Linked DNA regions of Homo sapiens: region 2 is linked to region 1. A link is a loop called in an ENCODE intact Hi-C map of the cell type or tissue named here. Cell type or tissue: PC-3. All regions are shown on one strand. Links, peaks and the distances in the headings refer to the core of each region. The heading gives the core; the rest is flanking DNA.

What was found. Hi-C counts contacts between places; a loop is a spot of excess contacts. Peaks named below come from ENCODE experiments on the same cell type or tissue, not always from the same donor. Only the 100,000 strongest peaks of a DNase experiment are listed, where the experiment ranks them.
Region 2: it touches region 1 in a loop (12-fold over the local background); 2 of 110 quality-filtered maps call a loop at or near these places.

What each region holds. Positions count from the first base shown.
Region 1 is chr2:108,579,170-108,587,951 of GRCh38, reverse strand. The region is part of intron 1 of LIMS1 (LIM zinc finger domain containing 1); the gene reads right to left. Among named protein-coding and RNA genes, the nearest start is that of LIMS1, 49 kb to the right of the region's middle. In PC-3, for the core only: a CTCF peak has its summit at 3,828 (motif pointing right); a DNase peak (open chromatin) is centred at 3,831; H3K27ac peaks cover 2,028 bases.
Region 2 is chr2:108,509,868-108,518,649 of GRCh38, reverse strand. It overlaps GCC2-AS1 (GCC2 antisense RNA 1), which reads left to right. Exons shown (of 3, transcript NR_135290.1): 2 at 6,638-6,720. Among named protein-coding and RNA genes, the nearest start is that of GCC2-AS1, 20 kb to the left of the region's middle. In PC-3, for the core only: no CTCF peak of the experiment used is centred there; no DNase peak of the experiment used is centred there; H3K27ac peaks cover 997 bases.

The sequences.
Region 1 (8,782 bases), core at 386-8,385:
GGGTCAAGCAGCTACTCTACACTACATCTTCCGGTGGCAAGGTGCAGGCCAGCTTAGGGACGGGCACGCCAGGCTCTGGCTGCCCCAGCAGCGGAAATTATTCTTTCTGTCCCAGATATCCCTGACAGACACAGTGCAGAAGCAGCAAGGCCAGTGGTGCTAAGGCCTCACATATCCGACTGAGTCACCTCCTGGGACTCCTCAGTGCCAAGTTTCCACTGGAGAATAAAGGGATCTAATTTAGTTGAAGGTAAGAAAGAACTTGAGAGCAATTAATTCAGCCTTCCCCTTCCATGAATGAGGGTGTCCTTGCCTGAATTCACTGAAAATACAGCAAGAAAGCTCCTTTACCCAATTCCTTTATTATAGAGGAATCATTTTTAGGATAACTGCATTTCTAGGATGGTAACATAACTAGGGCCTGAGGTTAATCTTTAAAAACAAGAAAACGGCCAGGTGCAGTGGCTTACACTTGCCTGTAATCTCAGTGCTCTGGGAGGCCGACATAGGAGATCACTTGAGCCCAGGAGTTCAGGCCCAGACTAGGCAACATAGGGAGACCATGTCTCTGAAAAAACAAAAACAAAAACATACCACCACAACAAACCAAACACACACACACACACACACACACACACACACACACACACACACACACACAAACCCCAAGAAAACAACTCATCACTTTTGCTTGTTATCCAACACTGAGACTGGGTACTAGCCACTCTTAGAGCTGGTGACAAGCTATAACCTGAGGGCACCCTGGCAGGTGACTATTTACAGGGAAGGGTTTAGTGCTTGAAAGAGTGGAAAAGCACATCCAAGACAAGCTAAAGGCAGAGGGAGTTCTAAAACTCAGGGTTCTGCCCAGCACTCCTGGGGGAACCTCACAGGCTTCACCTTCACGTACTCTGAAATCCAACGGTCCCAGCTAGTTTGGGAGCTCTCACACAATACTGAATGTAATAAAATTCCAGCCAGAATGTTTTTCTGGCTTTGATTTATTTACTTTATTTTGGGAGGTGGGAGTGGAAGGCAGATGGAAGCTGGAAGTGAAAAGGCTGCTTTCGAGTGGGAAGCAGTTCCCTCCCCCATTCCCAGCAGGGACAGTCCTATGTCATGGACATAAACCCCGGGAAGCAGCTGCGATCTCTCTTGGGAGAGGGAAAAGAGAATGGAAGTCTTCTGAGCTACAGCCCCAAAATACAAAATTCCCTCTAGGAAGGCAGCTCGTGATGCTGCAGTTAAAATCTAAAGGAAGGAAACTGGATGTTTTTCTGAGTCCCAGCAGAACATCCTGGGCAGACTGGCATTGTTGTTAACTTCTCTACTCATGGATGGGTCCCATCAACCCTCCTCTTGAAGCCATGCGCCACTCGCATAAGGACGTACCATGCTTGAAGGTCTTCTCGTAATCGACCTCATCCCTTTCTTCTCTCAGCAGATATTACTTTATTACTTATTCATGAAGAAAACAGTTTATCTGGAAAGTTCTCTTTCAACTACCTCCCACCTATATGCTTACTCTTCAGGCCTTCAGTCCCAACAAGGTCTGTTTGATGTCAGTCCATAAACTCACATCCAGACAGCCACTTTCCTTCTTTTTGGGCTCTTTCCCCCGAAGAGTTTGTAAATAGGCTCCAGTTTCTGCTACGTTAAAATGAGTCTATCTTGAGTCACTCTCCAGCTACCATCACAGCTCTCTCTTTTCAGACACCATTTTCTTTTTTTGTTTGTTTTTTTGTTTTTTTTTGTGTTTTGAGACGGAGTCTCGCTCTGTCGTCCAGGCTGGAGTGCAGTGGCGCAATCTCAGCTCACTGCAAGCTCCGCCTCCTGGGTTCACGCCATTCTCCTGCCTCAGCCCCCGGAGTAGCTGGGACTACAGGCACCCTCCACAACACCCGGCTAATTTTTTGTATTTTTAGTAAGATGGGGTTTCACCGTGTTAGCCAGGATGGTCTCGATCTCCTGACCTCATGATTCGCCTGCCTCGGCCTCCCAAAGTGCTGGGATTACAGGCATGAGCCACCACGCCCGGCCTCAGACACCATTTTCTAAAAGTTATCTCAACTCCTATTTACTCATCAACCTACTGCAATCTGGAAACACCTCTTACAGTCACAGCTCTTAAAAGCCAAATCCAGAAGGCATTTTTCAGTCCTTATCTTACATTTGACATTTTTAAATGATGCTTTCCTGGGAATTTTCTATTCCCTTGGCTTCCAGACCACCGTACTTTTATCCCTCTTGTCATCCCATCACCATCTCTTTTGCAAGAGCCTCTGCCTGGCTGTAGGTATGGCTACTCCCCAGCCTGACCTTGGCTTTCTGCTCCTCTCATTGCGCACATTCTCCCTGATGACTTCAACAAATCTCATGGCTCAACTACTTCCTCCCTGTTAGTGGCACTGGCTGGACCTTCTTAAACTTCGCAATCATACATCAAATTGTCTGCTGATGTCTCCATACAGATATCGTCACAGGCAACTCAAACTCATGATGCCTAAAATAAACTCCCCTCCCCACCATGCCTAAATCCAATTCTTCATCTTAATGTGCCCTCTCTCAGGCATGGCGACGTTATCCAAGCAGGCATGCCGCAGCCTCCTAGATGGAGTCCCTGTCTCCAGCCTGGTCCCCTTCAATCAAATCCAACAGACACAGCCAGCAAGCGGTCTAAGGAACCTGCTATCACTACCCTGCTTAAATTCTCTACTGCACTGAGGACAGTCAGCATCCCTTAAGGTAACACACAAAACCCTATATCGCCTGGCCCCGCCTTTTTTTTTTTTTTTTTTTTTGAGACGGAGTCATGCTCTGTTGCCCAGGCTGGTGGGCAATGGAGTGATCTCAGCTCGTTGCAGCCTCCACTTCCTACGTTCAAGTCATTTTCCTGCCTCAGCCTCCCAAGTAGCTGGGTCAACAGGCACGTGCCACCACGCTCGGCTAATTTTTGTATTTTTGGTAGAGACAGGGTTTCACCATGTTGCCAGGCTGGTGTCGAACTCCTGACCTCAAATGATCTGCCCATCTTGGCCTCCCGAAGTGCTGGGATTACAAGCGTGAGCTACTGCTCCAGGCCCTACCTGGCTCCATCTATGTCCCCAAACCCTCATCCCTGGACACTTCCTGCCGCTCACTTTACACAGCCTAAGAGGGACATACACATACCACACAGGCCCTCATCTCCATGCTGCTGCTCACGCTGACCTCGGCTGGGAAGGGCTTCCCTTCGCTAATGCTCACATCCTCAAACAACTCAGAAAACCTGTCCATACCTTCCTAGTCGACTCTCCTGCCTGGATCCCGCACTCCTCCTCAGGGATCCCGTTATACATTCTCATTTACTCCGCGAGGATCATTTTATGAGCTCCTGTTTCTAACCTTGTGGAGGGCAGGGACTAGATTCCTACTCATCTTTATGCTCCTTGGGCCTCTGCCTAGCAGACACACTAGATACTTAATAAAGTTTAGCTAAACTGAGGCCTATAGGAGGGGCACTGTTATTCCTTACCTCTAATAAGGAACAGGAAGCTCAGAATGAGGTTACGTGGCTTTAAAAGTCACCCAAGGAAAAGTCTAGGGGGAAACCTAGAATGCAAAAGCACACCAGCTAAAATAAGTCTTCTTGACAGCAGAAGGCCTCTCAGAGCTAAGCATGGTGGGAACAGGGAACATGTCTATGTTTTTCCTCTGTTACCCTAAGCCTGACAAAGTGTTACACAGTGCACAGCAAGTGCTTAGCAAACACAGGCTGGCTCACTGTGATTGTGGAGAGATCACTTTCATTTATAGACTATGTAAGAGTGGGTTTGCTTCTCTCCAGCAGATGGAGCTACAACCCTGGGTTATCTCCAGCTATGGTCTGGGAACCCTGAGAGAAGAACCAGCCTTTTCCATCCATCCCTTGCCATCTTCTTTTTGTCCTTTATCAGTCTCACATAGAAACAGCAACAACAGCCAGGTGCAGTGGTTCACGCCTGTAATCTCAGCACTTTGGGAGGCCGAGGCGGTCAGATCACTTGAGGTCAGGAGTTCAAAATCAGCCTGGCCAACATGGTGAAACCTCATCTCTACTAAAAAATACAAGTTAGCCAGGCGTGGTGGTGGGCGCCTGTGGTCCCAGTTACCCGGGAGGCTGAGGCAGGACAATCGCTTGAACCCAGGAGGCAGAGGTTGCAGTAAGCTGAGATCACACCACTGCACTCCAGCCTGAGCGAGAGTAAGACTCCATCTCAAAAAAAAAAAAAAGAAACAGCAACAACAAAATAACAGGATAAATGCTTTCCACAGACTATTCTGAATGGACATAGATCTTTATTTAAAAAATTTGTTCAATGCCCAATACACTTGCGTATCTTTTCCTCCCGGGACTTTAAAAAAATCTGGGATAATTTCACCTAACTTGATTTACCCAATCTATCAAGTGCTAATCAGTGTCTCCACCTTTATATACTCTTCATAGGTCCTTGTTATGAAAGTCATTTATAACCCCAAATGTTCATCATACTCATCTCTATGTATATGCTCATCTCTATGTATATGCCCTATGTCACTCAGGAAAACATTAGTTTACTAACCATCTCTCATTTAAAAACAAAACCCTTTGGGCCAGGCGTGGTGATTTACGCCTGTGGTCCCAGCACTTTGGGAGGCCTAGGCGGGCAGATCATCTGAGGTCAGGAGTTCGAGACCAGCCTGCCTAACATGGTGAGACCCCTCTCTACTAAAAAAAAAAAAAAAATACAAACATTAGCCAGGCGTGGTGGTGCGCGCCTGTAATCCCAGCTACTCATGAGGCTGAGGCATTGCTTGAACTCGGGAGGCAGAGGTTGGAGTGAGCTGAGATCACGCCACTGCACTCCAGCCTGGGCAATAAGAATGAAACTCCATCTAAAAAACAAAACAAAACAAAAAAACAACAAAAAACACCCCTTTTTAATATATTCTAACCATTGTCTTAAAGGATTTGAGTTTCTAAATAGAATATAAAGGAACAATTAAGGGCAAAATGTTCATAGGTGGTAATGTTAGTACCACCTATGAAAATAAAGCATAAAGTCCAAGCAAATTTCATCCTTCACTCAATTTATAATTTCATGGCATTCCCAGAAAACTTAGTGCTTATTGAAACTGTTGAAAAGTACTTCATGATGGTATCTTTTTTATTTTTATTTTGAGACAACATCTTGTTCTGTTGCCCAGGCTTGAGTGCCCAGGCAGTGGTATGATCTTGGCTCACTGCAACCTCTGCCTCCTGGATTCAAACAATCCTTCCACCTTAGCCTCCCAAGTAGCTGGGACTGCAGGCACATGCCACCACACCTAGCAAATTTTCATATTTTTAGTAGAAATGGGGTTTCAACATGTGGCCAGGCTGGTCTCGAACTCCTGGACTCAAGTGATCCACCGACCTTGGCCTCCCAAAGTGCTGGGATTACATGTGTGAGCCACTGCGCCCAGCCGATGATATCTGAAACAGATATCAACCTAAACCTGATGATGTCAACCTAAACACAGTTAGGTTCTATGTTCATCATTATACAAAGGTGTTTTTCTTTCTTACGTTTTTAACCAGCATCAAAGTCCTGTGGATGCATACTTCATGACATTCAGCATCTCTGGCCTCAGGCCATTTAGTGCCTATGGTACCCCTTTCCTGAAACCATCGAGATAAACTAAAAATGCTCCACAAGTTCCCACTTGCTCCTTAGGGAACAGTTTCAGATCTGCTGAGGACGACAGACCCAGAGGATTTCTGAGGCCATTAAGCATTAATGCTAGAAGTACTCACTGAAGTACCTAAGGGAACCGCTTGTCAGGGTTTGACTTAACTCATCAATATCACACAACATTGAATACTAGTAAAACTAAAGCACTGTAACTAAATTCATTTATCAACTTTACATTTTAATCAAAGAAGTCCCCAACTTGAAATATTTTCAAACTCTGACTATATCAAGAAAACAGTGTCATCATATAGCAAGTATTTTTTGTTTGTTTTTTTTTTTTTTGAGATGGAGTTTCACTCTTGTTGCCCAGGCTGGAGTCCAATGGCACAATCTTGGCTCACTGCAACCTCTGCCTCCTGGGTTCAAGCAATTCTCTTGCCTCAGCCTCCCTAGTAGCTGGGATTACAGGCATGCGCCACCACTCCCGAGTAATTTTGTATTTTTAGTAGCGATGGGGTTTCACCACGTTGGTCAGGCTGGTCTTGAACTCCTGACCTCAGGTGATCTGCCTGCCTCGGCCTCCCAAAGTGCTAGGATTACAGGCATGAGCCACCGTGCCCAGCCTATAGCAAGCCTCTTCTAAACATAATAACATCTAAGAAAGAGCCCTAAATAGCAGCACTTAGTCCTAAAAGCCCCTAAGCTCTGGGGGCCTTTCTGAGTTTGGGAAAGTTACTATAAAAGAAAAATCTGAGGAACAATACAATTTTAAAGAGTTTATTTGAGTAAGAAGCAATTCATGAATTGGGGAACACCAGACGAAAAAAGTTTTAGTGTCCCAATGACAAAAAGTCAGAGACAAGTATTTACTGGGAAACGTAGAAGCAAAATAAAGAAATTATTTGATTGATTTGAAATTACAGAATTGCCTTTTTTTAGGTACCTTGTTGGAAAGCCCCTAGTCACTTAGTCATATGTTAGTTGGCAGCTTACGACTGGCGGGGGTTAAGTTTTACTTCTAACATAAACATTTATCAAAATGACTCTACTTGTTCTGCTTATGTCTGCAATTTAAGCAAGGCTGAGGTAACATATAAGGCCTAACTGGTTTTGTGCGCTCAGAGATTTCACAGGCCTGGTCTTCATTTTAACTTCCTTTAACAATACTCATTCCAAAACCCACTCAGACCCAAACCTGCCTAAGGTAGGGAAGCAGAAGGAAGCACGTTACAAATTCCATGGCAATACGGTGAGAAGATTTCAGCAGCCCAGGGACACAAAAAGAGAGTAACAACCTTGGCAGAGGCCACGATGCTGGAGTGAGAGGGCCCTGATGGCAGAGCTGGAACCCCACAAGTAATTTAATGGGGAAGTGTTGTTCATACCCAAGTGTTCTTAAATTAAATGTGGTCTGCTTAGATACTCCAACTTATTACTTCATAACTGAATGAAAGCCCCATCCCCCTCCTGAAACTCTCTCTCCTCCATGCAAGGGACCACTATGAACACAATGGTTCTAGTCCAAGCGAGAAACCTGAGAGTCATCTTCAACAACTTAATCATCCTCACACACCTCCCAATGTCCAGCTGCAAAGTCCTTTCTTCTCTGCCTCTTAACTGTTTCTGAATCGATTTACTACTTTATATCTGTACAGGCTGCATCTACTTCTGGCACCATCACCTCCTATGTGGATTAATGCAACAGCCTTGTAACTGGCCTCTGAACATCCCTCTTTCCTAATCACTGTTCCCAAACCACCTCTTCTCTGAGCTACCGTAACACTGCCTTCTGGGTGGTCATGTCATCCACATGGGTACCCATGTCGTCCACTCTCTGTTTCAGGTAACAGATCTAGTTGTCCTGACCACCTAACAGTCACCTACCTTGATTGACTAGGCATGGTGCTTCTTCCTATCCTCTGGCCACAATGACTGGTCCTGGTCCATTTGGACTATGGACTTGAACTAAGTTAATCAGATACTATTTCTCAAAGACTAGAAATCTGAGTAGAGACTAACACCCTGCAGTTAGAGGAAGTCAACTCAGAGCACTGCTCTATAGAGACATCCCACAAGTTCTGCAGAGACACCGGGAAAGCCCTAGTTGTTTGCCCTTCTCAGAGACCTGTAAGTTCAGCCCATTCTTCAATTCTGGGAGCAACCCCAGTATTTTTCCAGTAAATTTCTTTGAAGCTTCTGTTTGCCTGAGTCTATTCCTGTTGTTGATAATCAAGGAAACTACAGTGCCAGTAAAAACGGACCTGGCTGTCCTTGCTCCCACCCGGCATCCCCCAGCTCCAGCCCTCACTGCACAGGCTGCAGCCCTGCGGATCTGCCTGTCACATCTCAACAGCCCTCCTGGCCTGGTGCCTCTTGCCTTCCTCCCTAAACTCTTCTTGGGATGATTCCCATTCACACTCGGACTCAGTCAAGAGGTCGCTTCCTCTGGGAAGTTCTCCGGAAGGCCCTCTTGCTCCACAGGAATTTGCCTGTGTCCTTTAGTCTGACCTCAAGTTACAAGTGATGATTCCTGTTCACAGCTGTGCCCCATGCCAGTCATGCCTGGCAGAGGGCAGGCTCGCTGTGAATACTGTCAAACAAATGAGCAAATGAGGAAATCAGAAACACTTCAAATGAGTATTCAGGGAAGTGTAACACAAGTTTAAAAATAAATGTATTTCTCTGGAATCAAGAGACTCTAGGCATCCAATATTAAATTCATTGTATTTTAATATTAATTCATAGTCCAAATCATTTGACCATGCTTTTGCTTTGTGAAAATTCCTAAGTTGTGCACTTAAGATTTTTGCACTCTTGTGTATTACATATTAATAAAATTTTTAAAAACACATTTAACATCACTGAAAACCATAGATACAGACTAGTAATAAGTTCATATGCTTGGAAACATTATATAGTGGTAGAAGGTACACTGAGTACAAGTAAAATTATAGTCTTAATCATGCCACTTACTATAAGAGCTGTGACATCTTGGTTCGATAAAAATTCTTTATATTCAGCTTTAATATCCATAAAATAACATAATTACCATTTTGTCCAAATCTCAGGGCTACAGAATAGATTTTTTAAAATTATAAAGGTGAAAATTC
Region 2 (8,782 bases), core at 783-8,782, 70 kb after region 1:
ATTGCACTCTAGCCTGGGCAACAAGAGCGAAACTCCACCTTAGAAAAAAAAAAAAAAGATATACCTCGACGTAGCATTTTTGTTATTTATCCTATACGGTGTTTTTTGAGCTTCCTGGATCTGTTCCTTTATGTCTACCTTAGTTCATTTGGGCTGCTGTGACAAAAATATCATAAACTGGAGAGTTTATAAACAACAGAAATTTATTTCTCACAGTTCTAGGGGCTGTGATGTCCAAGACCAAGGCACTTAGCCGTGTCTGGTGAGGCCCTGCTTCCTCATAGATGACACATTCTGGCTTTGTCCTCACATGGTGTCAGGGGCTAGCTAATTCCCTGGGGCTTCTTTCATAAGTGCATTAATCTCTGTCCTGAGGATAGAGCCCTCATAACCTGATTGACTCCCAAAAGCCCCACCTCAGTACTATCATATTGAGGATTAAGTTTCAATATAACTTTTGAGGAGACACAAACATTCAGACCATAGCGTTATCTATCATTAATTTGGGGAAATTTTCAGTCACTGTTGCTTCAGATGTTTCTTCTGTTTCTTTCTCTTTCTCTTTTTTTCTTTTTTTTTTTTTTTTTTTTTGAGACGGAGTCTTGCACTGTTGCCCAGGCTGGAGTGCAGTGGCATGATCTCAGCTCACTGCAAGCTCTGCCTCCCAGGTTCACACCATTCTTCTGCCTCAGTCTCCCAAGTAGCTGGGACTACAGGCACCTGCCACCATGCCCCGCTAATTTTTTGTATTTTTAGTAGAGACAGGGTTTCACCGTGTTAGCCAGGATGGTCTCAATCTCCTGACTTTGTGATCTGCCCGCCTCGGCCTCCCAAAGTGCTGGGATTATAGGCCTGAGCCACCATGCCCAGCTTTCTTTCTCTTTTTCTTCTCTTTCTGGTATTTCCAAAAAGTCTCCACGTTCCACCTTTTGTAATTGTCTCACAGTTCTTGACTCTTGTTCTGTTTTTTCTTTTTCATTCTTTTTTCTCATTGTGTGTCCGCTTTTGAAGTATCTATTGACATCTCTTCGAGCTCACTGATTCTTTCATTGGCCATATCCATTCTTTTGATGAACCCATCAAAGGCATTCTTCATTTCTGTTATGGTGTTTTTTATTTCTAGTATTTCATTTTTATTTCTTCTTAGTGTTTTTATCTCTTTGCTTACATTACCCATCTGTTCTTGCATGTTATGCCGTTTTTACATTAGAGCCCCTAGCATGTTAATCTTAGTTATTTTAAATTCCTGGTTGGATACTTCCAATATTTCTTTCATATCTGAGTCTGGTTCTGATGCTTCCTCTGTCTCTTCAAAGTGTGGGGTTTCTTGTCTTTTAGTATGCTTTGTAATTTTTTGTTTGAGGCTGTATATGATGTACTGGGTGAAAGGAACTGAGTTAAATAAGGCTTTAGTATGAGATTTTGTGTTTCTCTGGCTAGGAGTTAGGCTTTGTTTACTCTTTGCTATATAGTCATGGATGTCAGAGGCTAAAATTTCCTCTAGTGTCCCTGTGTTGTCTCCCCTGTCTTCTCTGGGGAGCTCCCTAGAGGCTTCTTTGTAAAGTAGCTCTGAGTCTTGCAGTGTCTATCCCTAATCATGGGAAAACATCAAACAAACCCATACAGCGGGACATCTGACAAAGTACCAAGTGTCAAGGATCATGGATTGAATCCTGAAACAGAGGAAGGACACTGAAGTAAAGACTGGGAAAACCTGACTGAGGTCTGGAGTTTAGTTAGTGATACTATACCAAGACTAATTTCTTAGTTTTGATAATTTGTTAACAGTTATGTTAACATTGGGGGTAGCTGTGCAAGGGGTGTGAGAAAGCTGTTATATCTTTAACCTTGGCCCATGGTTACGGTGTTTCCAGTGTAAGGTCACTGTTATTCCTTGTAGTTAACATATATTTGGCACCACAGGATTCATTCTGGAATTCTCCTTGGCTTATTTATAACTTTTTTTCTTTTTCTAGTAGTGAGAAACCTGGCTTTCATGCAGAGTTTACAAACGCCAATTTAAACTTTGTTTTGTCATATGCAATGATTTTATTACCTGTATTTATTTCAGAGCTTATGAATTTTTAATTATTCTAAGGGCTAACATAGAACTTTTTCATGTTTTCTACTCTTCAAGAGTAGGTAAGACTTTAGTTTGTAATACATTACAAAAGGAATCCTGTGGTTCTCTAAGAGCTAATTTGTCTTGGCAAAAGGCCTTAGCGAGCTGTGAGTGGTGGCTCATGCCTGTAATCCCAGCACTTTGATCTGAGACGGGTGGATCACCTGAGGCCAGAAGTTTGAGGCCAGTTTGGCCAACATGGCGAAACCCCATCTCTGCTAAAAATACAAAAAATTAGCCAGGCATAATGGCATGCACCTGTAGTCCCAGCCACTTGGGAGGCTGAGGCAGGAGAATTGCTTGAACCTCGGAAGTGGAGGTTGCAGTGAGCCGAGATCGTGCCACTGCACTCCAGCCTGGGAAACAGTGAGACTCTGTCTCAAAACAAACAAAAAAAACAAAAAAACCCAAAAAAATTAGACGGGCGTGGTGGCATGCAACTATAGTCCCAGCTACTCAGGAGGCCGAGGCAGGAGAATCGCTTGAACCCAGGAGTTGGAGGTTGCAGTGAGCAGAGATCATGCCACTGCACTCTAGCCTGGGTGACACAGTGAGTATCCATCTCAAAAACAACAACAACAACAACAAAAACAAATTAAAAAACCCAACAACAACAAAACCAGCAAACAAGAAAACTAAACAGGCTTTAGGGAAAGAGCAATCTAATTATCTGATTATATGACTGGCACTAAGATGGGAGTGACTCTGGCCTAATTTCTTCAATTTACATTTTAAAATAGGAGCTTAGTTAGCCCCCAAATAATATGTAATTGATGTATTAGGATTGGGGAGTGAATATTTTTCAAATCAGAAGATATTTCTCAATTCTTGCTTAGTTTTAGAGGTTGAAGTTCAAGGAAGCCCCTGCCTTGGCACTGTATTCCAGGGAGGTATTTGGAGTTAATTTCAGGGCTTAGCAGTGACTCTTTAGAAAAGCAGTATACGATTGAAATGTAATGTGGTACAAATGAGATCACTACAAGTAATTTAAAAATGTGCTAGTAGTGTTTTTTTTTTTCTGAGACGGAGTCTCGCTCTGAAGCCCAGGCTGGAGTGCAGTGGCACGATCTCGGCTCACTGCAAGCTCCGCCTCCCGGGTTCGCGCCATTCTCCTGCCTCAGCCTCCCTAGTAGCTGGGACTACAGGCGCCTGCCAACACGCCTGGCTAATTTTTTGTGTTTTTAGTAGAGACGGGGTTTCACCGTGTTAGCCAGGATGGTCTCGGTCTCCTGACCTCGTGATCCTCCCACCTCAGCCTCCCAAAGTGCTGGGATTACAGAAGTGAGCCAACACACCCAGCCTCTAGTAGTACTTTTATCAAAAGTAAATAGAAACATGAAATTAATTTTCACAATATATTTTATTTAAACTAATATGTTCACAATGTTAAAATTTCAACATGTAATCACTATAAAAACTACTAGTGAGATATTTCACATTACTTTTTTCATGTAAGCCTTTGAAATCTGGTGTGTATTTTATATTTACTGTACATCCTGATTTGGAATAACCACATTTCAATCTTTCAATAGCCACATGTGGCTAGTGGCTACTGTGTTAGAGCAGTTCTAGAACAAAGGAGTCCCTTTCAAACTATTTTGAAGTCATTGTCTATAAGGCAATATGAAAGCTGATCTGAATGATTTCTCCTTTTCCAGGAAAGGAAACAAAAATGAAATCATGTTAGGGCTGCATATTTTATGGGTCCCAGGACAAATAGACATAGTCTGAAAGAATGATCTCAGTCAGAAACTCAGAATGAATCATATGAATTAAACATTGGACAATGTCCAATGCTCAGCATGTGTTTTTGGTTTACACTAAGAGCATATTATGCCACCAAATACAGATATTTACTATTATACTTAGTGTAGGAGGTATATTGAGACGTTGTTCTAGACTACCACAGTTCCATATTTTGTGAAAAGTTGTATTGCACTTTTTTTTTTTTTTTCAGAGTGCGCCCAGGCTGGAGTGCAATGGCATGATCTCAGCTCACTCCAGCCTCTGCCCCACCCAGGTTCAAGTGATTCTCCTGCCTCAGCCTCCCTAGTAGCTGGGATTACAGGTGCACACCACCACGTCTGGCTAATTGTTGTATTTTTAGTAGAGACGGGGTTTCGTCATGTTGGCCAGGCTGGTCTTGAACTCCTGACCTCAGGTGATCCACCCGCCTCAGCCTCCCAAAGTGTTAGGATTACAGGCGTGATCACCACGCCCAGCCTTATATTTCACTCTTTGGGAATTGCATCTTACTGTAATCTTAAACAACACTAAAATAAATAATGTAAACCTTTTGTCAAATTGCTCAGAGTAGGTTTCTACTTTGGTTATAAGGAATAAAATTCATGCTTTTGTGTACACACTAGACATCTAAAGCAATCAACTATAGTTAACAAGCAGTGCTCTTACCAAAAGGTAACTCTTACTAGAATCCGGCACACCATTTAATATCAGTATGAGCATATGGTGGGTTTAATAATTGTTTTCCATGTTTATAAGTTTTCTTTAGTTTTATAAGCAGTTAAAAAGAATCCCTTTCACTGAAATACAATCTGTGGTGGGACTTCTAGCTTTTCTCAATCTTACGCTGCTAGATTTATGTCACTGCCAAAGCTATGCAATGGGTGATATTTACACTGTGCTCAAACAAAGCAACCAGAAAAACACATATCACTGAATAATACAGATATTCTGAAGTCAAGCAAGCCAACTTTCATTAACAGATCAATTTCCTTAGAAAAGTTGATGAAACCAAAGACTGAAGTTCAAACAAAAAGCGCTCTCAAGGGCGTATGAATTTCTGGTAACTTATGGGGTAAGAAAAAGAGCAAGAAACTTGGAAGTAGGGAAGAGAAAAAAGAAAAGGAGCAAGAGGGGATAGCCAGCTCTCAAAAGTCTCCAATAGGAAAGCAAAATCTGTATCTAGCCAGTACCAACATGTGAAGAAAGAGTGAGCATAGCAAAATTTAGAAAGGTTGCTTGAAAACCAAACAAAAAACCAAACACCTGTAATCCTAGCACTTTGGGAGGGTGAGGTGGGCGGATTGCCTGCACTCAGGAGTTCAAGAACAGCCTGGGCAACATGGTGAAACCTTGTCTCTACTAAAATCCAAAAAAAAAAAAAAATTAGCTGCGCATGGGCTGGGCGCGATGGCTCACGCCTGTAATCCCAGCACTTTGGGAGGCCAAGGTGGGCAGAACACGAGGTCAGGAGATCAAGACCATCCTGGCTAACACAGTGAAATTCCATCTCTACTAAAAATACAAAAAATTAGCCGGGCGTGGTGGCCCGTGCCTGTAGTCCCAGCTACTCCGGAGGCTGAGGCAGGAGAATCACTTGAACCCAGGAGGTGGAGGTTGCAGTGAGCTGAGACCATGCCACTGTACTCCAGCCTGGCGACAGAGCGACACTCGTCTCAAAAAAAAAAAAAAAAAAAAGTCTCTTTTGGCCAGGTGTGGTGGCTCACACCTGAAATCTCAGCACTTTGGGAGGCCGAGGTGGGTGGATCACTTGAGTCCAGGAGTTCAAGATCAGCCTAGGTAACATGGCAAAACCTCGTCTCTACCAAAAACAAACAAACAAAAATTAGCTGGATGTGGTGGTGCACACCTGTAGTCCCAGCTACTTGGGAGGCTGAGGCAGGAGAATCACCTGAGACCGGGAGGCAGAGATTGCAGAGAACTGACACTATGCCAAGGCACTCCAGCCTGGGTTGACAGAGCAAGACTCTCTCTCTCTCAAAAAAGAAAAAACAAAAAGCCTCCTTTAAAAAATGCAGTTTGATGCTATAAATTTATCAGTTAATAGTTTTTGGGGAAAAAAATGTTTTCTGACATTTCAATAAGAGCTATAGACGAAGTCCAGCATTAGTCATCATTCTGGACTAAGTCGGGAAATCTGGAATCTCTTCCCAGCTCTGGGAGGTACAAAGTTTTAAAAAATAAGTTAAGGTCAAAATGTTAGAAAACATTCAATTTATTTCCTTATTAACTCAATTGTTCACTCATAAACGACAGTAACACTTGGTGCTATGGGTCATGCACTGAGGTCAGAACAAGGAACAGAAGAAAATGAGGTAAATTGATAAATCTTTTTGCAGGCTGAGAAGGGAGAGAATGCTGGCATGCCTACTCTGTGCTGGCTTTTTTTTGTTTGTTTGTTTTTGAGATGGCGTCTTATTCTGTTGCCCAGGCTGGAGTGCAGTGGTGCAATCTTGGCTCACTGCAAGCTCTGCCTTCTGGGTTCACGCCATTCTCCTGCCTCAGCCTCCCAAGTAGCTGAGACTACAGGCACCCGCCACTACACCTGGCTGATTTTTTGTATTTTTAGTAGAGACAGGGTTTCACCATGTTAGCCAGGATGGTCCCGATCTCGTGACCTCGTGATACGCCCACCGTGGCCTCCCAAAGTGCTGGGATTACAGGCGTGAGCCACCGCGTCCAGCCCTCTGTGCTGGGTTTTATGATGTCATCCAATAACTCACAGCTATGTAATTTATTTCCTTTTTACAGATAAAGAAATGGGGGCTCCGAGCAGTCAAGAAGAACATGCCCCAAGTTATTCGTCAGTGAGGCGGAAATTGTGGTGTACTTGTGTAAGTTCACATTTTATACTTTACCATTATACTGTGCTCCAAATTATCTGATATTTACTTTCAAAGCATGTGTAGAAAGTTTACTATGATGATGCAGAGACATTGTACAGAATCCAGTCCCTTGACTCTCAGGTCCCCAGAACACTCACTTCACGATTTTGTTGACCTCTTCTGTCAACTTAAACCTGGCACTCTCTTGGCTGGCTTTCTCTGCTCTTTCTGGGCACTCCAAAGCTTCTGTACTTACATGCTACAATTCCAGTCACAGGAAGATGCTGAGTTCTTTAGTCCCAGATCCATATTCCTGAGAAAACCTAATTGCCTAGGCTCAGGTCATAACTCTGTATCTGTTTCAGTTGATTATGGCTGGGCCTACTGCCCCTCTGTATGGTGGTGGGGCAGAAGTTCCCAGAGAGAGGCAGGGGTGACAGGGACTGTTGTCTCAAATGCTAGGCAGACATCTGGAGTGGTAACCACTACATCTGTTCACAGTGAGCACATCCTTGCAGGGAAACTGGGTTAATCATCTCTATTATTGAAACTCAGAGGTATAGTGTTTCTTCATAGGAATTTTCTTTCCTTATTTGAGATGGGGGTCTCACTTTGTTGCCCAGGCTGGAGTGCAGTGGTGTGTGATCTTGGCTCACTGCAGCCTCCCCTCCCGAGTTCAAGTGATTCTCCTACCTCAGCCTGCTGAGTAGCTGGGACTACAGGCATGGGCCAACATGCCTGGCTAATTTTTGTATTTTTCGTAGAGACAAGTTTTCACCATATTGGCCAGGCTGGTCTTGGACTCCTGACCTCAGGTGATCTGCCCACCCTGGCCTCCCTAAGTGCCGGGATGACAGGTGTGAGCCATCGCGCCCGGCCTATTTATAGGAATTTTCTGTAGGTATATAAGTAATAATTTGAAGGTCCCAACTAGATGCCTTTTCGTGTAACCGTATCTTGAATGGAACATTTTCTTTCTACGTAATTATACATAAATAACCCAATGCTTTTTAATACCCACGAAAAACCATTAGCTCAAAGACACTTGCAAACTTGTATCAGGTTGTTCTCCTTGGTGTGTATTAAGTTTGAAGCAAAGGGGATTTTCAGATACCAAGACGAAGCAGAAGTCTTCCACCAAGTTGAAATCATCACGTTGCAATTTAATCATATGATACAACCAATTTTTTGATGTGTTATGCCATTCGCCAAATACCAAAAATTTTTTAGGGGAAACTTTACATCCTCAATACTATACACTTCCAGCTACACCACCACCTAACAGGGACTTTAAAAAGAATACAAAGTATGGTATGCCTTCTCAGTGCCTTGTTAGTAATTCAGTTACAGTTCTGCCGAACTTTCTTTAAAGGAATACAATTCTCAATCTTACACCGTTCAGAGCACAAGCATAGCTTATTGTATACAAGAGATGTGCATCAGTTCCCACTCCTCAGGGACTGTATGAATTTGGCTTTTTTTTGACGGAGTCTCACTCTGTCACCGGGCTGGAGTGCAGTAGTGTGATCTTGGCTCACTGGACTCTGCCTCCCGGGTTCAAGTGATTCTCCTGCCTCAGCCTCCCAAGTAGCTGGGACTACAGGTGCACACCACTATGCCCAGCTGATTTTTTGTGTGTTTTTAGTAGAGATGGGGTTTCACCATGTTGGCCAGGATGGTCTTGATCTCTTGACCTCATGATCTACCCGCTTTGGCCTCCCAAGGTGCTGGGATTACAGGCATGAGGCACTGTGCTGGGCCAAATTTGGTTCTTAGAAACCAAGGAGTGATGTGTGCACCAGGCCCAGGGCTGAAGAGCTGCTTCTCACTAGATGCCTCTCTTGGTCTGGCTGCTGTGTCCAGTCCTATGCAGGGTTAGCTCTGTTCCTCCTTCTTGTGGCATCTGTGTTTCTCTTTCTGCTCTGTCTCTCCCCATATCCTAGTCCAAACATCCAAAGAAATTAATTACCTCCAGGAGATCGAGACCATCCTGGCTAACACGGTGAAACCCCGTCTCTACTAAAAATACAAAAAATTAGCCGGGCATGGTGGCGGGCGCCTGTAGTCCCAG